Regions from separate parts of the Homo sapiens genome. Here all the other regions are linked to region 5. The links are chromatin contacts, found by Hi-C or POLR2A ChIA-PET in ENCODE. All regions are on one chromosome and are shown on one strand. The core of a region is the stretch at or near the end of the contact, and the rest is flanking DNA. Distances in the headings are between cores, read along the strand shown.

Region 1 (2,979 bases), core at 168-2,667, 2.3 Mb before region 5:
GAAAGCAAAAAATCAAGAGGCATCCTTGGAGATCTCGTAAATAATAAAATACCTAAATGGTTGCCTACTGTCAAAACCCCAAGAATTCAGCCCACGTCTTCTCTTTTAAAAAGGCAGTGGCATTTTCATTTTTTTCATCTGATTCCCACCAATCAGAGGCCAGGTACCCATGAACCCGGCTCGGCGTGGTCTTTTAATAATTAAATCAGGGCTGCCATTGACCTCAACTAACGCCAGGGGCTTCTGACTGCAGCCGAGCTCTGGTGGAAAGGCCGATGCCGGCCTGAGAGTGGGAAACGTGGGGCCGGGAGCCGGGGGCTTCCGCGCGGCGTGGCGTGGCGTGGCGTGGCGTGGCGCCCTCAGGGCCGTTACGCGATTTTCGCTCCCGCGGGCAGCGCCTCTCAGGCCACTCCCGAGGGACCCCGAGGACGCACTCGGGCCCCAGGGCGACGGTTCAAACGGGCCATTGTGCGCCCCCGGGGTCCCCCGGCCCCTGCAGGGCTACTTGGGCGCAGAGCCGCGGAGGGTCTCCGTTCCTAGAGGTCCTCCTATCCCGGGCTGCCTGAGTCCTCGCCAGCATCCGCCCTCTCCCACTCCCATCCTTCCTGGATCCGCCTCTCGGTTCCCGAGGGACAGTCCCGACCGCAAACCCACGTAGAGTAAGGAATGTGGGACAGGCGACAGAAGTGGCATACGGTCCTGCGTTATCCCTCCGTCTCGCCACACCTTGTGTCTCCATCTCTCCCCACTTCCTTCCCTCCGTCTGTCATCTGTCATCCCCGGTCGCTCTAAGACCAGGATTCCAATTCGCCTAGTGAGGAATCTCACTAGGGGAATTTATCGCGACATCATAAATTAACGGGTTCATTTTGACTGAAAAAGCGAAGGACTTTTTTCAGGCAGAAAACAAGTCTCGTCTGGACGGTAAGGACTAGCTTTAGCAATTATATAATGGGGGGTGGGGAGGACCTTTTGTATAAATTTAATGAGCTGATGAGAAAGTTCTACGGTTTTGACAAAAAAGTCCACCTAAATATTCGACTGTATGCCAGAAATTACTACACGTTTAGATATCAACTAAAAATATACAAAGGATACACGGTGTTTTCAGAACCCTTTCAAGCGGTTCTTAAACAAAAAAGTCTAGTCCGATGCCCATTAGCGCCGCCCCCATCCCACCTCTTACCTCCCACCGAGCCCAGCGGGTGGGCAGGAGGGGCCTGATTTGGGGACCAGGAAGGAGGAAGGAAGGGTGGGGGCGGGGGACGGGGAAAGTGACGGGAGCAGTGAGAGCCGGAAATGAGTGGCTAGCGAGGCACCCAGGAGCGCCCTGTCCGGCGGCGCTCTAGCCCTCGCGCACTGTCTCTATGCTCCCCAGCGTCTAGTCTATTTATTGTCGCGGGGAAGCTGCGGCCGCCTCGCACCCGGAACAACAAAGCAAGGAAGACGGAGTCCGAGCCTCGGGGGCTCCTAGCAACGGGCCGGGGCGGGAGTTCCATGGAGACTGGGGAGCGCGCCCGTCTCATCCTCATCCTTGTCCTCCAGCTTCTCCTTCGCATCCGACGCAACCGGCAGCAGCGCTGCCGCCGCGTCCTCAGCCACCGCTCCCTCTTCCCACGGTAACCCCCTAGGCGACCCTGGGCACAGGGAGCGCGGGCGGCTGAGCGGCCTGAGCACCGGGTGCGGGGCGTCTGGGCGCGGGGTGGGCATGTGCGGAGCCCGGGCCAGACTTGGGGTGGGATGTGTGGGGGCGGGCGACTGGAGGGCAGCCGCTGAGGTGGGGGAAACCGGTCCGGTGGCCGAGGGAGGGCTCAGTTCTGAAGAGGACCGGGCGATATTTGGGGATCTCTTTAGGGATAACGGGTTGGGGGTGGGGCGTCCGTACCTGGGAGCGTTACCGAGCCTGGTGTAGGATAAGAAAAGAAGGGTTATCTTTCGTTTAAGCCACCACTGGGAAAGACGGGGAAAAGAGATTCCTCATCTGTCTCGGAGCCATCACCCAGGGGAAGAGGGACCGTGCAAAGATGCTAGGGGTCCGTTGCTTCTCAGAAAACTTACAGCGGCTTCTCTAATAGCTCCCAAAAAGCGGCTTCGTCGGTTTCTGATTCTGGCAATGCCGGCAGCCTCGCTTTATTTTATTATTATTTTTGACCAAAATTAGGATTGATGGAGAAGGATCTAGAACTGAAGAAGAGAAAATGAATTGTGGGTAGGGCTAAGCAGGGATGAGAGTCGGGATAAGTGATAAAAATAGCCAATAAAAGCCCTAAAAGTAAATCTAATAGGGCATGAGGGCTTAAAAAGAAAATCTCTCCTGCCGAGATGTGCATCTGCAGGCTCTGTCAATGTGCTCATTGCAATAAGACTCAAACTGCAGTCAATCCACATCTGTGAGCTCTCTGACTGCATCTGTCACCTGCAGTTCCAAAGCGACACTGGCAGTAAGTGCATGAGCTTCTGTATTTAGGGTTTAGAACAGTGCCTTAAAACTGTGACTTAAGAAAAGGGAGCAGGTTTGCGTGTGTGTGTGTAAGCAATGTGGATTCTCTGGGAAAATATAAAAAGAGACATAAGAAGGTTCAGCCATCCTGGCATAATTTCGCAGTCTCTTTGAGAAAATGGCAGTTCCTTCCTATTGAGAAGTGACTGTTAGCACTATCTGGTTGAAAGGATTATTCACAGTTTGGTATGCCCAGTGAAATATCAGTTTATGTTACCTCTTTAGTCTTACATCACAAGCTGCTTAATGGTTTTATACTTTACAAAATCATTTTGGGTGAGTAAATGAGGTTTTCCTGTAGCACAATGAAAAGGCCACATATACATACAAAGTTCTTTATGTAAAGTTGAAGATTAAAGATGAAAATAAAATTGATAAATCATAGGAGCAATTAGGTCAACCACAGCTTCTGTTTGTTCCCCACCCCTTTTGTTAAACCTGACTTCTCCTAAGCAAAAAGGTGTCATCCTTTCCCCAGC
Region 2 (3,286 bases), core at 175-2,674, 2.8 Mb after region 5:
GACTTGCAGTCAAGACCCTCTAATGGTAACAACAACACCGTGACAGAGCTTTTACTAAAGGGCTGAATTAAAGATTACACTATAAAAGGGGAACACTGTAAAGCTGTCAGCTAAACTAGTCTTTCCTCCACAGTTCGTGAGGAAGGAACCTAATTTATACATTCAACAAATTTATGCCAGCTGTTCTCTGATGTGCCCAAGGCAGATAAAATCTATCCATGGAGGTTTCATTTCAGTGAGAGGGAGATATACAAGAAATAAGTAAACACCTACATTGCCAACATAATTAGAGATGGAGGAGGAAAATAACAGGGTGGAACTTCTGACAGCTCTCCTGGGAAGGTCTCTGTGGAAGTGATGTATTTGAGCTGAGACCTGAAGGAAGGGAAGGAGTTGGCCGAAAAGGTAGAATAGAATTGCAGAAAGAGATCAAGGGGAGCTCTTCCCAGGGGTCCCCTGCCCTCATATTGCCTGTCTTCACTGGTGTCACCTAATCTCCTACTGCTCATAACCTGGCTACCTATCTTTCACTATCTTTCAGGACAACTCAGCCCTATGCATAGGGATGGGTTCCCCCCAAGCAGGGACTGCTTCAGAGTCCAGGCAACATCTAGTTACATCCCTGGATGATGGGTCTTGTTTGAGTGAATTGTTTTCACCACCAGACTGTGAAGGCTTCCCATTCAGGACCCTGGTGTTCATCCCCATTGTCTGGGAACTCTACCCTGTTTCTTTCTTTCTTTTCTTTTTTTTTTTTTTTTTTTGAGACAGAGTCTCGCTCTGTTGCTCAAGCTGGAGTGCAGTGGCGCGATCTCGGATCCCAGGTTCAAGTGATTCTCCTGCCTCAGCTTCCCGAGTTTCTGGGACTACAGGCGCACGCCACCACGCCCAGCTAATTTTTTTTTGTATTTTTAGTAGAGACAGGGTTTCACCACGTTGGCCAGGATGGTCTCGATCTCTTGACCTCGTGATACACCCGCCTCGGCCTCCCAAAGTGCTGGGATTACAGGCATAAGCCACCGCGCCCGGTCCCCTGTTTCTTTAATTACTGTTACTGAAAGGCATAGCCTTTGAATGAGTTATTAATCCAAAATCTTTTGTTTTCCATTCTTGCTCTAGTCACAGCTTATTTTTCCAGACCATACTGTTCTAAGCCTCAATTACATTAAGGCCAGGAGGCCACCGAAGAACTCCACATGCCACTGCACTGGCGGGTGGAGCAAGTCAAGCAGGGCAGCTCATGAACGCCCGGGAGTCCAGGAGGCCCGGGTGGGGACGCCTGGATGACGTCACTCGAGGTGGGCAGGCCCCGCGCGGGGCGTGACGTCACGCGGGCGGTCCCGTCAGCCGTGAGGTCACCTGGTGGGCGCGGCCAGGCCGAATCCCCAGTGTCGTCACGGGAGGGGGCGGGCCCAGAGCGTGTCAGTGCAGCCGAATCAAAACAAGCCGGAGACCCGCCTTTTCCCTCCGGCTCGGGAGCGTCTCGCTTGCGCCCCGGGCCCGCGGCGCCCGCGCGGCTGCGAGCCTCGGGTGGCCGCGTGCCGGCTCCAGGAAGCCGGAGAGGGCGCGGCGGCCAGGATGGCGCGGCACGGGCCGTGCGGCTAGACGGGAGCCGAGGGAACCGCCGGCTCGCGCCCTCCGTTCTTTCCCGGAGCCGGCTTCACGCAGGGCCGGGAACGGCCGTGCCTCTGGGATCCGCCTTCGCTGACGCCGGGCACCTACCTGGACGCGAGCGAGCGAGATGCCCAACCCCAAAAACAGCAAAGGCGGCCGCAAAAACAAGCGCGCCAACAGCAGCGGCGACGAGCAGGAAAATGGAGCCGGGGCCCTGGCAGCGGCGGGCGCGGCGGGAGCGGCGGCCGGGGGGGCCCTGGCGGCGGCGGCCGGTTGCGGGGCGGCGGCGGCGGGCGCGCCGGGCGCCGGAGGCGCGGCGGGCGCCGGAGGCGCGGGGACTGGCGCCGCGAACGCTGCGGCCGCCGCGGGGGCTGCGGCCGCGGGCGATGCCAAAAACGGTAAGACGGGGCTGGCGGGGCGAGCGCCAACTTCCTCCCCGACGGGGACGGCGCGGTGGCGGGGCCCTGGGTGGCGCGGGCGGTGCGTGGACAATGCGAGAGTCAGGAAGTGCTCACCCCGCCCCTCCGCCCCGCCGCGGCTGCCCCTTCGCGGTCCCCACGCCTGGCGGCGGGGACAGATCTGCGGCCCCTGCCCGGTGTCCGCGCGGGGGGCAGCCCGCGCCCCACACTCTGAGGGGCTCCCGGCTGCGGCAGCGCTGCCCTCGGGCCCAGCCTGCTGCCCGCGCTGGCACTGCCCCGCCGTGTGTGCCGGGCCGAAGGGAGGAAGGAAGGGAGGAAAGAGCCGCCCAAGTTGAGAAGAATGATCCGATTGAAAACTTAGGCACCGGTTAATTCTTCCCGGTGCTCCAAGGCCACCCGTAACCCCCGGAATGAAGGAGAGAGAGCCTCAATTCTTAGCACACCCAGGCTTGCTGCGTCGATCGCCACAGGTGAAGAGGCCTCGAGACATTTAGGGCCTCTGTGTTTGCTCTTTAATTTTTTGGCTTGCTTGAGGAAGGAAGAGAATCTGAACTTGACTTCCGTTCTCAGCCCGGAGTTAAAAAAAAAAAAAAAAAAAGAAAAGAAAGAAAAGAAAAATCATTCTCTATGTCATTGTGCTTAACATTTTCAGAAGGAAGCCTCATAATCTTAGGTAGTGCCTGAATGTTCCTTTTGAGGGGACACTTAGGAACTGGCCCAGATGTGACAGGATTTCTGTTCTCATTACAGAGCCATGGTTTTCGTTATAAGGTGCTGGGCAAACACTTACTTATTTGGACAGTTCTTTGAATTCCTCTAGTCAGGCACTTTTTCCAGGAAGACAACGTAGGTATTTTAATGAAGGGAGATTTGAATTGTTATATCTGGCTTTTAATTTATAGCGTCAGCTTTTGAAGCCATTCTTTATGTAGATCAGGCACTTTTTTGTTTTGTTTTTTTTTTTTTAGACGGAGTTTGCAATTTCGCCCAGGCTGGAGCGTAGTGGCGCAATCTCGGCTCACTGCAACCACCGTCTTCCGGTCTGAAGCGATTCTCCTGCCTCAGCCTCCCGAGTAGCTGGGATTACAGGCGCCCGCCACCACGCCCGGCTAATTTTTGTTATTTTTAGTAGAGACAGGGTTTCACCATATTGGTCAGGCTGGTCTCGAACTCCTGACCTCGTGATCCGCCCGTCTCGGCCTCCCAAAGTGCTGAGATTACAGGCGTGAGTCACCACGCCCAGCCAGATCAGG
Region 3 (3,254 bases), core at 36-2,535, 2.7 Mb after region 5:
TCTTGGAGTCACCTTAAACTTTATCTGCCATGAGACACTTAGAAGAATCAGACCTTTGTTGAAGATTACAGAACAGAGACTCCTTCAGTCACACCCAGGAGACAGGTATTCACCGTAAAGACTAGAATGAAGCGTGGGAAGTGGATGGATCCAGTGCAGCCCCAGGGAACTGAACACTCACATGCCCCTGGGAAGCAGGTCTTTGTTGCTCTCCTTCCATCACTTGGTCTCAGCTTGTCTTTGACTGGCTTCTACCACTTGTGCCTCCACCCAACCTGCTGCTACATTCTCCTGGTTTCTGCTTACTCAAATGTTTTGCATCCGAAGCCCATTTTGGCCCCTTCTGCCTTACCCTCTCTTAGCTCCAACCTTTCTCTTACATCAGACAGCTCCGTCTCTGCATTCTCCACTTTCCATTTCCAAGGGAGTGTCTGATTGGCTTACTAACTATCAGAGTCCGTGTTTGATGAGAACTGTTTGCTCCAGGTCACCTCACAGGATGATGACTACATCACGGATTGTGCGCTCTTGGGTCACGCGATCACTCTTAATTTAAATTAGCTGGGCTGGGGGTGGGGAGGGGGTAAGGAACGTTTTTTGTAGTTATTTGTGCAACCCCTGCTCTAGAAATAGTTTGGGTAACTGTTTCCTTTCCAAAAGGACTCTCTGGGTACGGTAAGCATCTCTCTCTCACACACGCATATATTAAAATAACAGTGACTAAAACAAAGGGAGCATGAATAAATTGAATTATGAAGTTAAATGTATGAAATAATGAATGAACAAGGGAAGAAACCGATACTGACCCAGGGTCAACAACTATCTATGTCCAAGTAAAATTTCTTTGCAGTCTGACAAATTGGCTTTCAAGATTGCATTTTGTTTTGCGAATTAAGCCATTTTTAAGTCATGAGTCGTAGTTTTCTGGAGGCCCCCGGCATCCGGAACCCATGAATGCCACGTTCTTTCTAGCAGCCTTCAGCAATTTGAGGGCGCTTTGTTTCTTACGTTGGGAGAGAAATCCATCAGGAAATCGACGCCCAGGATCAGATGCAGATCCTGGGATCCTTGGCTCTGAGTAGCACGGTGGAAAAGTGAGGTAATCCAGGCTCTGGGCCCGTTTTCCTAGGAGCCCAGGGCGCTTCACCTGTCTGCAGTCAGCCCCTTTCTTGGACGTCTCCTCCCCTGAGTTTCCTCCTCATAGGCTTGTCCCTGGGAGTGTGGGCGGCCCCTTTCTTGAGCGCAGAAACACTTACTTTTCCCCCTACCCTGCTCCTCCTCCTCCACAGCCGTCTTTCTCTTTGCCTCAGCCACTTCCTTCCTTGGCCTCACCCTCCCCAGTGCACTGAAGAAGGTAACCGGGTCCAGACCCACGCGGCGCCAGTTCTCCGGCGGGAAGGAAAACCGCGCAGAGAGGTGCGTGAGCGCCCGGGCAGATGTGGCTTAGGTAGCAGGGATGGACTGGGTGTCCGTGGTGCGCCGCCGGGCACCGCGGGCTGCGGTGAGAGTCGGGTCAGGAGGGGGCCGGGAGGGGGCTCAGGGCGCGCGGAAGCTGCGACCGGCTGGGCCGAGACCTCGCGGGTTGGGGTCCCGTGGGGCGCGCGCCGCCCACGCCCCCACCTCTCGGGTCGACTTCCGCACTCGGCTCACGTGACGTTTCGCCGGCCGGGGGCGGACTGGGAAGCCGGCAGAAATGGAACGATTTTTACCGCGGTGCGACGTGTCGGCTTTGCACTTGGCGGTGGTTCAGGAGCCAGTTCTGCAGAGCTGGGTGGGGAAGGGCTGGGGGCGAGAGGAGAGGCTGCCCCGAGGAACGTGGTGGCCTCAGGGCAGTGGACTCTGCAGCGCCGGAGGTGGGTGCGGCTCTGTGCGCTCCAGATCAGGGGGTGCAGAGTCGTGAGGGGACACCAGGGGCTCGTGGAGCCCGGGGCAGGGTCCGTTTTCGTCGCCCGGGTTGGGTGCTCGCTCTCGCGGCGCTTCGGGGCGCCCGGGCCACGGGGGAGGCAGACCCGCGGCGCCGGGCCGGGAGCTGCGGAGACAAAGACTTCCGGGACGCGGCCCTTCCCGGGCGCCAGCGGTGCCGCCCCGCCACGGGGGGCCCAGCCCCGCGCTCCCCAGCCCTGCACTGGTGCCGGCGGTGACCGTGTGATGATGGGCTGCAGGGCACGGGGTTAGGGGACCTCTACCAGGCAGAACCCCAAGCTGGTAGCAGAATGGCCAAATATGGAGTGAGCGCGCCCCAGACCGGAGGGAGTAAGGAGCCCAGTCACCCTTTGACCCGCACCAGCTGCTTGTCCGCGATTGCGAAGAAGGGCTGGGAAAACGTGCCCAGCCCGAGTGTGTAAAGTTGGTTCCTGATTCCGGACATACCTATTCCAGTAGGCTTTATTTCCTTGGATATTAGAAAATCTCCATGCATTGCCTCCAAACTTTTGAAAAATAACAATGCCCTGAGGGTCCTTAAATACATTCTAAAGTGTGTATTGGTGGTGAGTTTCGGGTTCTGCCCAGTCCTCCGACTTTCCGCTTCCTTTGTGTTTCCCACGCACAAAGCCGAAATCGATTCTGCGACAATTAGAGTGCCTGGCCGTCATCTACCTCGCCTTCCCTGGAGCCTTTTCCTGTCTTCTGGTCCAGCCGCTCACCATTAAGCTCTTCCCTTTAGACTTGCTCTGCTTCTCACCTCTCCTCATTGTTCTTTTCTTTTTTTTTTTCTTAGACATAGTTTCACGGTACTCGTGAGAATGTGTTACATTCGTATAACCAAATCAGGGTAATTGGTATATCCATCACCCTAAATATTTATCTCTTCTTTATGCTAGGAACATTCAACTTAACTTGCTTTTAGCCATTTGGAAGTGTACAATCCATTAATGTGAACTATAGTCACCCCACTGATCAATGCAACACCAGGTCTTATTTCTTCTGTGTTTATACCCATCAACCTCTCTTCACCCTCCGCCCCCTTCATTGTTCTTCATCTTGCTCTCTGCAGTCCTGGGATTCTGTCCTTATTATAAAAGGCCATGGGTCTTTAAAGGATTGTGTCACAATAGGTATTTTTCCCCCTTTGTCCCTCTCCTTCCTAAATAATAAATAAATAAAACGTCAAATTATGTATGCTAGCAATTGTTTTTAAACCTGTTATTTTCCTATTTATGGTGGTCTGGGCAGGGAGCCTTTCTTGCTTTGTAAGTGTTCTGCCTTGGTAAGAGCTCAGCATGTCACGTTTCATACAAATACCACTCACTATT
Region 4 (3,471 bases), core at 191-2,690, 2.5 Mb after region 5:
CAAATAAGACAATTCGACATTAATTAAAAGGAGAAACTGGGAAAAGATATTGAGCAGACTGTACAGTAGTGTTTGTAATGGTGAAAAATGGGAAACAACCTAAACATCCATCACTATGGGAATTCCCAAATAATTTGTGACAAATCTATTTGATAAAGTCTAGCTATATTTATCAATGTGGATAGCTCTCAAAAACACAGAATTTGGTGAAAAAATCAAGTTGCAGATCAATACACAAAATATAATAGCATTCATGTAAAACTTCAAATGCCCCAAACCATTCTACATATTGTTTATAATACATAGTAATAGTTTAAATATAGAAACCTAGATTGGCAAGATACATATCAAATTCATGATCCTGGTTGCCTCTCTGAGGGTGGTAGTAGAATGGGACTGAGAATAGGGAACACCTTCTTTATCTGTAATGCTCCATTTCTTTCATTCATAAATCTGTTCGTTCTGGATAGTGGGTGCGTTGTTTATTCTGTGCTTTTTTTTTTTAACATTTCAATAGTTTTGTTTTTTTTTTTTAAATGGCGGGTGGCGGAAGAACATCCTATCCTAGAAGCCAAGAGACTGGGGTTGTCTTTGCTCTGCCTTTTCTGGCATGGATACAATCTCTAGATATGGTTTCCCCATTAGCTAATGCGGGGGGTGCTATGTGGTGTTCCTCCAGAGTCCCTTCAATCTAAGGACCTGTGAATCTAAAACCTTCCCACCTCCCACTCCAACACCGGGAAGGCTACCCAGACCAGGCAATGAAACGTGCATTTCTTCCCTCATTTAAGATAGATCTCTTTCTCTCAGCCTGCAATTCCTTCTCCAGAGGCTTTAAGTATAGTGGAAGTAGAACTATCTTTGACGACAGAGAGACACCTGCATCAATTAGCCTTTCTGAGCCTCAAATTCCCCATTTGTAAAACAGAGAGTATAACACCTACCCATAAAATTGTAGAGAGGTTTAGATACACCGTTATGTGTAGGGCCCGAACAGAGTAGCTATTAATAGTGGTAACAGACTCTCAATTAGGGGCTCAACATCATGGTCGCTGAACAGAATCACGGTCGCTGAACAGAATCACACTCTTCACGCCGCCTTGGAGCCAAAATTAGTTTAGCCGCGAGAAGTCCGGGCAACCAATCGGAAACAACCAAGGAACAGTTGCATGGCGACACTCTGGTTCCGCCTTCGGGCATGCTCGAACAGCATTCTGGGAATTGTAGTTCGGGGGGGGAATCTAACACTCACCGAGGGGCGGAGTAGCTTCCGGAAAGGGTACTGCATTTCCCGTTTCTACCTCCACTGCACCCGCTTATTGCGTCTTGCTCCTGGGTCACAGAGCCTAAAACGACACACCCAACACGCCCGCCGGAGTTACAGCTAAAGGAAGGACAGGGGAAGCAATGAAATGCCGAGGGCGGAGCCAAGAGCGACACTGGGGGAGCAGGAAAAGGCGGGGCTTCCGCTTGGGGCATGGAGGCTGTACCTCTTACGTCACTTCCGTAAACAAACGGAGCTGCGGAGGAGCGGGTCCCGGGATGTGACCGGGGCTCTGCTTGTGGCTGCGGCGGTGGCTTCTGAGGCTGTCGGGTCTTTGCGGGTTGCGGAAGGGGGCCCCAATACCCTTCTTCTTCAGGTATGTAGTGGAAGCAAAGGAACCTCCGCAACCTGCCCCTTTAGGCCCTTCCCACCACTCTGGTCACTGCTGGGTACTGGGCGGTGAAGGGTCATCGCTTCGGTAGATTGGGGAAGGGGAATGAGGTGATGTCAAGAGGGATGCCCAGTGGTACTGCTTGGAGGCAAGACCTGGCACTTAAAACCACTGTGTGAATAAGTAACTATGAGCAGTTTACTTATTATGCCTTCTCTAAAACATTCTTTGCTGTTTGATATACAGGAAGGGTTTCAGTGCTCTTGTGACAGATGTAATTTTCCAAAAACGAGGAAATCGCGAGTGCTGGCTCCGCAGAATATTGTGGTTTAGACCACCACTGGTTTATTTGCATTGCTTTACTTCCTAGATTTTTTTTTCTTGTACCACCAAGTGTGTATTAGCATCGTTAAATTTCAGGCCAGCGTGTTTATGCGTATCATACATTTTTACAGATCCTTGCCTCTTCAGAGAACTAATCGTCTCTATTCAGTCATCTTTCAAACTCTCATTTAATTTGTGTTGCATGTTGAAACAACACCAGAATTATTGTTCTGTTACAAAAAATGCTTCTTAAAAGAAAAATTGTTAGCCAAGGTTTAAGTGGATTGACACCCAGTGGTATCTGGGATTAGAGACTGGGCATTGGAGCCTTTCCCAGAAAGCCTCTTCTTTGGCAGTATTGTAGCTCCAGTTGTAATTGTCTAGCGTCAGCCAATTTAAGCTCAGTGGTTTAAATTCCAGTGCCAGTGGCACTAAGTCCAGGCAAAAGGAAAAAGAAAAATTTATTGAATTCATCAAATAATTATTTTAAGCGACAGCAATGGGTTTGAATCTTTTTGAATGGTCATGGCATGCCTAAATTAAACACAGCATGCCAAAAACGGCCTAATGTTTCTAGAAGGCAATTTACAACCTGATGAGGTAGAGATAGCCATATAAATTCATCTTATGATATATGAAATAATGAAGTTAAGAAAAATTTAACACTATGCACAAATAAAGTATGGAAGGGGTTTTTTTGTTTTGTTTTGTTTTGTTTTGTTTTGTTTTTGAGACGGAGTCTCGCTCTGTCGCAGTGGCACCATCTCGGCTCAGGGCAAGCTCCGCCTCCCGGGTTCATGCCATTGTCCTGCCTCAGCCTCCTGAGTAGCTGGGACTACAGGCGCCCGCCACCACTCCCGGCTAATTTTTTGTATTTTTAGTAGAGACGGGGTTTCACCGTGTTAGCCAGGATGGTCTCGATCTCCTGACCTCGTGATCCGCCCGCCTTGGCCTTCCAAAGTGCTGGGATTACAGGCGTGAGCCCGGCCGGAAGGGTATTTTTTAAATAGATGGATGTTAGAAAATAGAGCGGATTAATAGATAAAGTAAGGGGATTGTGTAGGGATAACTAGGAGGCCTTACACGTATTCCGCATGGAAGGGCCATCTGTAACTTCACATTGTTAACTTTTTTGATATGGGCAAAACTAAATATATATCATAAAATTCACGTTTGTTTGGAAATGGTTAGAGAAAGTATATTCAAAATAGGCAACGAACAAGTTTGATTTTCTAGAACTTCACTTATCACCAAGCTAGAATCATTATTAGCCCTAGCTAGAAACTGAGTTTCTGTTTAGTAGTTGAAGTAAGGCTTCTAGTTGATTTTTAAAATGCTAGTAAAATCCCTATGACAATTATACATCTGTTTGAATCTACTTGGTTCTTCTTAAGCATACATTTTGGAAGAAAGACCTAAAGGCCACCTGAAGCTTGAATCAGGCTGGGAATATTATGTGGATCATTTGTTTATTGTTTATATGTTGTTCCCC
Region 5 (3,290 bases), core at 312-2,811:
TCTGTTGCCCCCGCTGGAGTGCAGTGGGACGAGCACAGCTCACAGCAGCCTCAAACTCCCGCCGAGGGGCCACTTTTTCCCTCCCATCAAATTACCTATCCTGAATTGGTCATGATCAAACAAAAATACAAAAGCCTTGTAGCAGTTTTTCCTACGTAAAGGTTATTTACTGCCTGAACAGTATCCTAACCATTCCAACTAAAGTCGAACTGAAATGAGAATTCACAAGAGGAACAAGAAATTTTGTTTTGCTTTGTAACACCAAAAAATTTAAAAGAGGCTGTTGCAGTGAGGTACAAGTCTGAAGTAGCTCATCTTTTTCGTCAGTGTTAGCCACACTTGCTTTCAACTTCAGTCTTAATTTGTTTCCAGTTCTAAAATGCTTTTTAAAAAAGTCTGAGGTAGCAAAGTAGCTGCTGGTACTTCAGCTTGATTCTGAAGAAATAAATCTTAAAAGCGAATCAAGCCAACTCATGAATTTAAAATGAAGGCAAAGTCCAATTCGCCACTCCCACCCATTTCTCACACCAGCTGTCCACCAATCGTGGCTGCAACATTTCTGACACGACTAAATGGGCTGAATCACTTGAAAAGACTCGGCTTCGCTAGTACTCATGAAGAACCGCACTTTCAGCCGGATGGGGCAGGGCCACGCTCAGAACCACCAGCTAAGACCCAATCCTCTCGCTAGGGAACCGTAACTAGGCAACCAGCACCAGTCAACAGCGCGCGCTCGCTTCAAAACAGCAGGTTGCCGCGGGTACCGAAATTAACTCCAGAGAACCAGGGTCAGCAGCGAGAGGCAGAACAGAGCACTAAAACCTAGTAGCATCACAAAAACGAGGCATTAACTGACGGGTGGTCTGAAGCCGGAGGGCAGTTTTAAAGACCACGCGAAAAGGGGTAGACCTACTCAACGCACTTTGCTGCGGGTCACAGTTATTTTCTCAAAACCCCACAGGCCACGAAGAAAGGTGGCAGTCCCAGCCAATGAGAGGCGGACACAAGTTGCACCTCCAGCGGCCGTCGGCGCCATAGGCGGGGGAGAGAAAAATGAACGAGCGCGCGTGCGCGGAGCGTTCAGTCGGGCGCGCGCAGAGGTACGGGCTGAAGAAATGGGGGAAGGGTGGAAGAGGAAGATATGCGCACGCGCACGGGAGGCCGCGCGGGCTGTGGGTCTCCAGGCAGGTTCGCAAACACGCGCGCGCCCGCCGTTAGCACTGCTCAGCGCCCCCGCCCGGCCTTTTCGGCCCGTAGTGCCTCGAAAACCTGAGAGAAGCTAACGAAAAAACGCATAAATAACGGCGCAACGTCTCCTTGGTTCTCCTTTCGCCGCCAACCCGACACCACCCACAAAAGAGTCAAAAATATGGCCTGTCCTCGGTCTTCACTGCCCCTGGAGTAACTTGAATACATTGCGAGGCCTACCTGACACGCCGAATCGCGGTTCCGGGAATTTATCTCCGTTGCAACCACACAGCGGCCATTTCCCGACTCAAGAACGCGAGGAAAACCATAGAGCTACCTTCGACGCGCTAGCACGTCTCCGTCACTTCCGATCTGGGGCGTGGCCTCGGGTGCCGCTAAATATGCGGGCAAGCCCCGCCCACCCTTCCGCTCCGGTCCGGCTTCCTGGCTGCTATTAAGATGTTGCCTGCGGCCTTCTGGGAAGTCGCGTGGCTGGTCTCGCGGGAAGATGTGACGGCTCCGCCCTCTGGCCCGTAGCGTCAGCCTTGGCCGGAGAGGCGGTAGAGTAGGGTGGGTGTTTTGTCAGGCCTGAGTTAGCTTCGCCATACGGCGCTTTTCGCTGGTGTCTCTGCCTCGTTCTGAGTAGACCCCCTAGACCTCACCGCCGCCCCTGCGTTTTACCTCAGTAAGCTCGTCTGGTCTGTTCTTTCTGTGGGGCCGGCTCAGACCAGGCAAAAAACAAAAAGACAATCCCACACTGAGGAAAAGACCAGGAGGCAAGACGTGGCTGTAATTGCAGACACGCTGCTCCCTCAGCCAGCAAGCGCCACTTTTCCTCTTGGACGCCTAACTGGAGATTAGAAAATGTGGCTTTTGGTTTGCTATTAAATTCGGCAGACGCACTTAGTTGAAAAATGGCCACGATCTAAATCCCTTTCGTGGCGTCTGATCAAATCGGAGCTCAAGCCGCAGCAGCCGGAAACCTCTTAGGCTGCTCGTGCCAAAGAAGGCCGCCCTTCTGGCGGCGTGATGACAGCTTTACCACATCGGCAACGTTGGCATAGGCATGAAAAAATAAAGAGCACGAAGCAGTTGAGCTTTCAGCCTGTGACGATGATTTGTGGCAGCCGAGGAACACAGCCCAACGTAGCTTGGTTGTCCAGAATTATAAGTCAGATTATAAATAGGCAAGCCACATTCGATTTGAATAGAATTTAAATAACAGCCGTAGCACATTTTGCATTAATACTTCTCCGGGCTGCACTTTCTTAGGGCCTAAAACCGCTATTGCTTTGATGTTTAGAGATGTTAACTACCTTGATGGATTTCAGACTTGTAATTAGCAACCAGGGTGTCAGTGAGTGAATCGAAACTAGGATTGGGCCCTGGTTGTGAATTTAACACTGTGCTTAGAGCATTCTTTCTTCACAGTCCAGTTTACCAGCTGAACTAGAAAAACGACAACATTTTCATGGAGTGAATCGTAGGTTTTTTATTGTACAGTCTGTCCCTCACCCCATTACCACCTCAGGATGTGGACACAGAAATCCTTGGCCTTTTTGTTGTGCCCTGATGTCCCAAGCATTCGCAGGTTCTCAGAAATATTTGTTGAGTGAATGAACTATATTTAAAAAAAAAACAACTAAGGGCTCAATACACGTCTGCTATTCTGCATGTATTGGGAGTCGGGGCGCTCCCAATACATGCTGTTATTCATTTATTCAAAATACCCCAAATTGCAGGCTAGGATATTATCTTCGACCTCCCTCTGCAATTCTATTGCACATGTGTTGAAAATGAAGTATCTATTTGAGGCAATATAACTGATTATGATTTTATTTACATAACATGAGGTAGTAACAAAGGAGATCCTTTGGAACAAAGCCTTTAGTAAGTGGAAGTTATACAGACTTCCCTTGAAATAGATCCATTTGATACGTGATGCTTTCCCAATCTACAAAGTAGGAGGTTCTTGAATTTAGATGTTTTATGCACATTCTTATTTTCAAAACCTGAAATTCCACCATTACAGATTCATTCTTTGTAATAAATTTTTTTCCTATTAAAATACAAACGCCGAAAAGAGCAGAGGAAAAAAGAGC
Region 6 (3,333 bases), core at 496-2,995, 2.7 Mb after region 5:
GTTAACAGCAGAGTAGGGTCAAGGACCCAGCCTTCAAAACCCTGGTCCAATGCTTTGCAGTCCACTACATACACCTATACATGTGGCTTTAAATTTTGGAGATGTGGATAACTAGCTTGGATCAATATAAAAGATGAAAGCTTAAAACCTGTTCCTAACATACTGTTTAGACAGACTCCTACTAGCAGCTATGAATCATTAAACAGAGTAGCATTAATGCTCACCACATACATTAGATAAGAACTTCTAGGAAGTCCTCTGTTTCAAAAGCAGATATGATAAAAAAAGGCTTTAAACCTACAGGGTTTGCTCCTCCAGGGCTTCAGATTAGGGCAAATAACGCACTTCTGCCTACCAGCTGTTCAATACTCATCTCCCAACCCAAATCCACAAGTTCCACAAATGCTTTCGAATGCCTGTTGAAAAACATTGTTCAGTCTCATCACATACACACGTTCTACAGATAATTACAACTTCTTGTATGCCTACTTGTAAAACTACTAAGTAGTTCACATTTTAAAAAATTTCCCTAAGAATTTTGCTTCCTTTAAAAAAACTGCTTCTTCGATTCCTAAATCTATAGAACTCACTTTATCACGTCTTCTCGGTTAATCCAAGAATTAAAAAAACCATTTTGCCCATACTGATAACTTTACTACTCTGCAGGATCCGAAAAGCTCTCTATATGCCAGGTTCTAGGATTCACACACATTAACAACCTAAGATCCTTCAAGTGAGATAGCTCTTGCAGTACAGAGCACAGATTCTCAGGGTCGTGGGGGATACCGGCTGAGGCTCTTCAGACCCCCACCACAGGAGTTCCGTCCTCTAAGGGCAACCCCCTCCCCCTTGGCCGCGGCGCGAGTCCAGGCCTCCCGGGCACCTGCGGCCCCTGCCCGCTGCGGGGACCCCCCGAGGAACCAGCCCCCCGCCGGGCCCCAAGGAATCGGCGCCCACTCCCACTCCTGGAGGCCAGTGACTGCAGGCCTAAGCCGCCCGCCGGCCCCGGGACGCGACGTTACCTGTAGGACCACGTCGTTCGGCAGCTGCGCGGCCCGGAACAGCTCCAGCACCCGCCCGTTGACCACCACCTTCTTGGTGCTCTCAATGTCGCAGTAGGAGAAGAGATCTGAATAGTATTTCTGCTCCGCATCGCTCAGCGTTAAGCCTTCCATCTTCGCCTCCGGCTCACGGCCGCCCCGCCCCGCATGCACTACTCGGGGCCCGGCCCCAGGAACCTGGGCCGGCAGGGGCTGCGCGTGGCCCGGCCTCCTGCTAGCTTCCCGAAAACGCCGGCCCCGGCCTCACACGCGCCAGGTGCGCCCGAGCAACAGGGCCCGGAGGTCGCGAGGAGGGGGCCCGGCTGCGCTCGCCGCGCCGCTGCCTGCGAGGCCCGGCGCGCGGCTGCGGCTGCGGCTGCGACTACGGCTCCGGCTCCGGCTCCGGCTCCGGCCGCGGGGAGGGTGCAGAGAAAGAGGCGGGGGCCGCGGAGGCGCGAGGCACTGGCGGACTCCGCCCCCGCCGCGGGTTCGAGTCTCCCCGGCTCCCTGCCGATTCCCCCAGACTTCCCGCCTCGGCTTCCCCTTCCGTCCACGCCTCCGGAGCGGCAGCGCTTCCCGGAAAGTTGTGGGGCTTCGAACCTAAAGTTTCGGGGGATCTGGGCTGAGCGTGGCCGCCGCTCCGCCTCCCTCCGCCGCCATTTACAGTGCCCCGGCCCGGCCCCGACGCGCCCGCACCAACAGTGACAGCGGCGGCCGCGCTCCAGACCCGGATGTGAGGCCGGGAGGAGAGAGCGCGAGAGGGAGAGAGAAACACCCACCGGGCTGGCTTGGCCGCTCCCGGGAGAGGGAGGAGGCCGCAGCGCCCCCTGGTGGCCGGCGCCCGGCGGCGGGATGACCGAGCCGCCCTCTGCGCGGAGATCTCAGCAGCAAGACCCCCGGAAAGGGGGGTGCAGTGGGAAACAGCCGGCAGCTCATTAAGACCGAGATAACTAAGATCCGGGTTGCAGTTTTTATGTTTCGCAGTTTCTGGTCCTAAGCGTCTGAATAATTGGATTGAAAGGGGAGCCTTGTTCAGGTTATTATCATTCTATCTGTACCTTTTCGGTACAGATGAAGATAAATGCAGTATTTCCATCTGTTCTGAAGGGCTATGAACATCCGGGCTATGAACATCCTGGCTATCCGGGAAGCCTCCACGTAGACACCAACATTGAGGCTTCATCTCACTCGTGCTTCAAGCCATGTTTACCTGAGAAACAAAATGTGCTGAATAGAGGGGAAAACTGGCAAAGTTGTCCTCTTTGTTCACCAGGTCATTCCGGTCACTGGGAACTTAATACTCTACATTTATACCTTCAACTCTATCAACTCATGTAGGCCCGGGGCTGCCCACAGGGGCTGCCTTCCGTATTTTCTCCTTTATGAAAATCATGGAGTGGCGCTCTTTTAATCTGCACCTGTCCCAGAGAGGGGATTCTTCAGCTATTTCAAGTAGAATATCTTAAGAATTTATACTTAGCAAATATAAAATACTTCAAAGACGGGAGCTAAGGCAGAATTACCCAGAGTTCTGGTTTTTATTTTGTCTTCTACAAGTTGTTTCCCAGAGTGCGGATCCTATAAATGACACATATGAGGAAATTATTACAGGTTCCCAGTCATTTATCTGTAATTGCAAAATTCAAAGCGCACTGAAAACCCAAAGACTTTTTTTTGTAACCCTTTGGAAGTAAAACCTGCCCTGCCTCATTTGGAGGCAAAATCTAAACTAAGCTTGCATGAAGCTATTTCTAGCCTTTATGGATCCCACTTAGTGTCAATATTTACTCATTTCACTCCAGGTCTTTGTAGAATGTTAATATGTACACAGTCACAGGCATTCTATTATCTTTCTATTTTTTAAGAAAGATAAGGGATTTTAGACCTGTCAATGTCTTCTGACTTGACTAGTAGTATTTGATAAAGGTAAGTATATACTATCCATTAAGCTTATTTCCCATCTCTAAGACTTTCAGTTTGCTACAGCAGCCCCTCATGTGTCCTTTCAGGGCACCTGCAGCAAGTGATCAGACCCCCCCCAGACAGCTGCCTTCCAAAGGTGTAAACAGAAAGAGCACAATGGGGTAGGGATTGGCTCACAATTGTCTTTGCATCTTTTTCTCTGCCACCTCTCCTAGGCCTTGCAGCTCTTGTCGGCCCCAGGGCCTTTGTTCCTGCCATCTAAAATAGTCCTTCCACAAACCATGGCATGGCGTATTCTCTCATATGGTTTCAGGTCCCTGCTCATATGTCACCTCCTCAGAGCAGCCTTCCTGCAACAGCTGCTGTAAAA
Region 7 (3,090 bases), core at 429-2,928, 2.2 Mb after region 5:
TGTGTTCCTAATTACTCCTTGTTATATGTGTGCGTGTGTGTGTGTGCGTGCGTGCATAAACTTGCTTTGACTTTTACAAAAATAGTATTATTCTCTTTGTGTTTTTCTTACTATTATCTTTCTAAGACACATCCATGTAGTTGTGTGAAACTGTAATTCATTCATTTCACTGGGGTATACATTCCACTCCAGTACTAATTTATTCACATTTTTTATTGATGGACAATTGGGTTGTAAAAGATGCTCTTTGTATTATCTCAACAATGCAAAACTCCCCATAAGAGAATGAGAATGGTTAGGAGGAAAGGACTGTGGCAAAGGCTCTACTCCCCATACAGTCATTACTGGGGGAAAAACATGAGCTCTAGAGTCGTAAGTCTAGGTTTAAATCCTGGTTTTGCTTTTAGGGGTGATAGATGTGTTCACTCTCTTGATTATGGTAATGGTCTCCTGTGTGTATACATATGTCAAAATTTATTAAGTTGTATACTTTAAATATGTATAGATTATTTTATGTAAGTTATACTTCAATAAAAGGCGTTTTAATAAAGAAAGATCTTGTTTCAGTATTTAAAAACTATGTGATCTTAGGCAAGTGATCTAATCTCTCCAAGATACAGTTTTCTCATCCATGATATGGGCATAATCAAAGCTACTTTGCATGGTTGCAATAAATACTGAATATATTCACATACAGCACTGAGCACAGTCCCTGGCGCCTGAGCCTTTCCATGTGCCAAGTGCTTGGCATCATACTGGAAACACAGAGATCAACAAGATAGGGATGCTGTCCATTAATCTAGAAGAGAAGGCAGGTATAAACAGACCCTGATTATAGAGTAGTGGGATGGAAACAGCAAGAGAAACTGGAATGGGTCATTGGAGACATTCTCACTGGTTTGCAGGCAAAAAGGCGTGGGAATGACAGACCCCAATTTTCTCATTTTTGTCTGCAATGGCATGGAATAAGAAGGTGCCATAACTGCAGAGCAGTGAGCATTGACTCATTTGTGTTTCTACAGTTTCCTGAAATTACTCACAGAGACCCAGTAACACATGATTGGACATGGAGTAATCACTTCTCGACTGTAAGCTGCCCTAGGCCAAGAATGGGATCCATATACTGAGACCAAGTAGCACTTAAAAACTTTTTTGGGGGAAAAAAAAATTGAGTGAAGCATACCAGACAAGTCAAAGAGGAATAAGAGATGACAAAATTGGGCATAATGAGGAGGAATTGAGGTAACTGAGTAATCTTGCCCTTTTGCTTAACCAGCATGGTGCGATGAAAAGAAATGAGCTGCAAGGAGCCCCGCCTTCACATGCTCCCTGCAAGGAGCCCCGCCTTCACATGCTCCCTGCAAGGAGCCCCGCCTTCACATGCTCCCTGCAAGGAGCCCCGCCTTCGCATGCTTCCTGGTGCTTTCGAGCTATGTGATCTTGAGAAAGCCATTTCATATTTCTGAGTCTCCATTTCCAGATTAAAATAATAGTAATAGCTATTAAAATAATCTGTTTCATGGGGCTGTTTGTGGAAAATAAGATCTAATTTGTGAAAAAGTTCTATATCCTAACGTGTACCCCGATGAACAAGCTAGCAATAGCATAAACACTGGTAGTGCCACACCTAGATAACCTGTAAAGCCATGACAATCAGAAATTCGTCAGTAGCTGCTGAAACCTCTCAAATTTATTGCCTTGGGCAGGAAATTCTATGTGGGTGGAACAAAAGACGAGATGATTGGGAGAGTGGCCAAATTTTTATAAAAACAGACATTGTCTATTGAATCATTTTCTTTGAAGCGTGGTTTGAAATACCAATCAGCTTAACAATACTTATCATCATCATCTGAGCATCTAGTCTGTGCCAGGCACTGTGCTAAGGGTTTCACAAACATTAATTTACTTCAACCTCACACCAACTCTCCAAGGTAGGTTAGGGTAACTATGTAATTTTATCGAAACCAGAACACCTCTGAGAGTGAAAGGGGGTGCAATTAATAATTACACAGAATAACAGCTGTAAACCAGGGCTGTTCTAAGCAAACCGGAACATGTGGTTTTTATCTCTTTACAGTTGAGGAACCTGAACCTCACAGACGAAAGCAACTTATCCAAGGCCACTGAGCTCTGACAGGTGGAAAAGCTGCCCCAAACCTACGCTCTCAAGCATCATGTTAAATAAGCCTCCTGTGTTTACAGGTATGGCAGCAAGGTTACTGCCTTTTCTTCAAAGTCTTCCTTTGATTTAAATATTTCTTATCAACAAAGCCTAAAACAGAAGCTGACATGCCAGTTCAAAGAATAACAGGAAACAGGGAAATTTCGATTTCTGTCACGACTATTAAAGCCAACTGTTTACTGCCAAAAATCTAGATCTAATACATCTCTTTAGGGGTGAATTTTACACAAGAGATTGCATAACTCATGATTGATATCCTTTCTGCTAAGACAATGGGGATTCTGTGAAGGTTTCCCAGATTCAGTGAACGTATCATCAAATATAACTTCCGATAATGGCAGGTGGAAAAATTCCCTATCGACTCACAGTAAGTATTTTCGCACTGATAACTGACCTGCCTTCAAATGCAAGAACCTCTTTGGCAGTACTTGGCATATGCTGAAAACTGAAAAGAGAAAAAAGTCAAAAACAGTACACAAAGCAATGGTGTACTCTTTGATTTCAGAGTTGAATGAAAAGGTATTTTCTGGAATTTCTTTCTTTCTTTTTTTTTTTTTGGAGATGGAGTCTCACTTACTCTGCCGCCCAGGCTGGAGTGGAGTGGTGCGATCTCAGCTCACTGCAACCTCCACCTCCCAGATTCAAGCAATTCTCCTGCCTCAGCCTGAGTAGCTGGGACTACAGGTGCATGCCACCACGCCTGGCTAATTTTTATATTTTCAGTAGAGACAGGGTTTCACCATGTTGGCCAGGCTAGTCTGGAACTCCTGACTTCAAGGGATCCGCCTGCCTCAGCCTCCCAAAGTGCTGGGATTACAGGCACACACTACCATGCCTGGCTTATTTTCTGGAATTTCTAAATTGCTTTGCCAACAGTATTTTTTTCAATGCATCATGTTTATGTTTAG

The links. A loop is a pair of places that touch in the nucleus more often than their neighbours do. ChIA-PET counts read pairs that join two places held with the same protein, here RNA polymerase II (POLR2A). Pooled maps may share reads with other maps.
Region 1: a loop to region 5 is called in a map of B cell, with 20 times the contacts of the local background. The contact joins the promoter of TBPL1 here to the promoter of BCLAF1 in region 5. A Hi-C loop is called at or near these places in 6 of 168 maps with a recorded cell type or tissue (B cell, CD4-positive, alpha-beta T cell, CD4-positive, alpha-beta memory T cell and 3 more), 12 of 37 single-sample maps with no recorded cell type and 19 of 50 pooled maps. POLR2A ChIA-PET finds 5 or more read pairs at or near these places in 4 of 52 experiments (CD4-positive, alpha-beta T cell, CD4-positive, alpha-beta memory T cell, OCI-LY7 and 1 more).
Region 2: a map of B cell shows a loop between it and region 5 (21-fold over the local background). The contact joins the promoter of HECA here to the promoter of BCLAF1 in region 5. A Hi-C loop is called at or near these places in 2 of 168 maps with a recorded cell type or tissue (B cell and naive thymus-derived CD4-positive, alpha-beta T cell) and 9 of 50 pooled maps. POLR2A ChIA-PET finds 5 or more read pairs at or near these places in 2 of 52 experiments (activated B cell and activated CD8-positive, alpha-beta memory T cell).
Region 3: a loop to region 5 is called in a map with no recorded cell type, with 26 times the contacts of the local background. The contact joins the promoter of ABRACL here to the promoter of BCLAF1 in region 5. A Hi-C loop is called at or near these places in 2 of 37 single-sample maps with no recorded cell type and 6 of 50 pooled maps. POLR2A ChIA-PET finds 5 or more read pairs at or near these places in 1 of 52 experiments (activated B cell).
Region 4: a map of B cell shows a loop between it and region 5 (20-fold over the local background). The contact joins the promoter of CCDC28A-AS1 here to the promoter of BCLAF1 in region 5. A Hi-C loop is called at or near these places in 3 of 168 maps with a recorded cell type or tissue (B cell, CD4-positive, alpha-beta memory T cell and naive thymus-derived CD4-positive, alpha-beta T cell), 3 of 37 single-sample maps with no recorded cell type and 12 of 50 pooled maps. POLR2A ChIA-PET finds 5 or more read pairs at or near these places in 2 of 52 experiments (CD4-positive, alpha-beta T cell and CD4-positive, alpha-beta memory T cell).
Region 6: a map of naive thymus-derived CD4-positive, alpha-beta T cell shows a loop between it and region 5 (20-fold over the local background). The contact joins the promoter of REPS1 here to the promoter of BCLAF1 in region 5. A Hi-C loop is called at or near these places in 1 of 168 maps with a recorded cell type or tissue (naive thymus-derived CD4-positive, alpha-beta T cell) and 7 of 50 pooled maps. POLR2A ChIA-PET finds 5 or more read pairs at or near these places in 1 of 52 experiments (GM10248).
Region 7: a loop to region 5 is called in a pooled map, with 5 times the contacts of the local background. The contact joins the enhancer-like site here to the promoter of BCLAF1 in region 5. A Hi-C loop is called at or near these places in 4 of 50 pooled maps. POLR2A ChIA-PET finds 5 or more read pairs at or near these places in 4 of 52 experiments (CD4-positive, alpha-beta T cell, CD4-positive, alpha-beta memory T cell, activated CD8-positive, alpha-beta T cell and 1 more).

What each region holds. Positions count from the first base shown.
Region 1 is chr6:133,951,807-133,954,785 of GRCh38, forward strand. It overlaps TBPL1 (TATA-box binding protein like 1), which reads left to right and starts at 1,418. Exons shown (of 7, transcript NM_004865.4): 1 at 1,418-1,619. It overlaps LOC128092253 (umcharacterized LOC128092253), which reads left to right and starts at 1,498. Exons shown (of 2, transcript NM_001414965.1): 1 at 1,498-1,619. The coding sequence starts at 1,498. RefSeq lists a silencer at 416-525.
Region 2 is chr6:139,133,656-139,136,941 of GRCh38, forward strand. HECA (hdc homolog, cell cycle regulator) reads left to right here and starts at 1,425. Exons shown (of 4, transcript NM_016217.3): 1 at 1,425-2,012. The coding sequence starts at 1,742. RefSeq lists enhancers at 1,217-1,511, 2,377-2,496 and silencers at 1,217-1,406, 1,517-1,596, 1,997-2,266.
Region 3 is chr6:139,027,460-139,030,713 of GRCh38, forward strand. It overlaps ABRACL (ABRA C-terminal like), which reads left to right and starts at 1,286. Exons shown (of 3, transcript NM_021243.3): 1 at 1,286-1,416. RefSeq lists silencers at 1,450-1,609, 1,870-2,239, 2,289-2,479 and enhancers at 2,133-2,427, 2,250-3,069.
Region 4 is chr6:138,772,263-138,775,733 of GRCh38, forward strand. It overlaps CCDC28A-AS1 (CCDC28A antisense RNA 1), which reads right to left and starts at 1,441. Exons shown (of 3, transcript NR_161205.1): 1 at 1,253-1,441. CCDC28A (coiled-coil domain containing 28A) reads left to right here and starts at 1,507. Exons shown (of 6, transcript NM_015439.3): 1 at 1,507-1,640. RefSeq lists enhancers at 558-1,232, 1,233-1,906, 1,270-1,319, 1,340-1,399, 1,760-1,819.
Region 5 is chr6:136,288,285-136,291,574 of GRCh38, forward strand. BCLAF1 (BCL2 associated transcription factor 1) reads right to left here and starts at 1,562. Exons shown (of 13, transcript NM_014739.3): 1 at 1,429-1,562. It overlaps LOC124901408 (a long non-coding RNA gene), which reads left to right and starts at 1,730. Exons shown (of 4, transcript XR_007059784.1): 1 at 1,730-1,873. RefSeq lists enhancers at 356-952, 478-597, 953-1,549, 968-1,087, 1,034-2,233 and 2 more.
Region 6 is chr6:138,986,508-138,989,840 of GRCh38, forward strand. It overlaps REPS1 (RALBP1 associated Eps domain containing 1), which reads right to left and starts at 1,746. Exons shown (of 20, transcript NM_001286611.2): 1 at 1,023-1,746. The coding sequence starts at 1,175. RefSeq lists silencers at 1,248-1,547, 1,738-1,977.
Region 7 is chr6:138,454,158-138,457,247 of GRCh38, forward strand. The region is part of intron 3 of NHSL1 (NHS like 1); the gene reads right to left. Among named protein-coding and RNA genes, the nearest start is that of MIR3145, 20 kb to the left of the region's middle. Within about 2 kb of position 1,679, at least 11 of the 41 ENCODE cell types and tissues checked have a DNase peak (open chromatin) inside an H3K27ac peak, as active enhancers do; they include CD4-positive, alpha-beta T cell, where a contact is called at or near this core.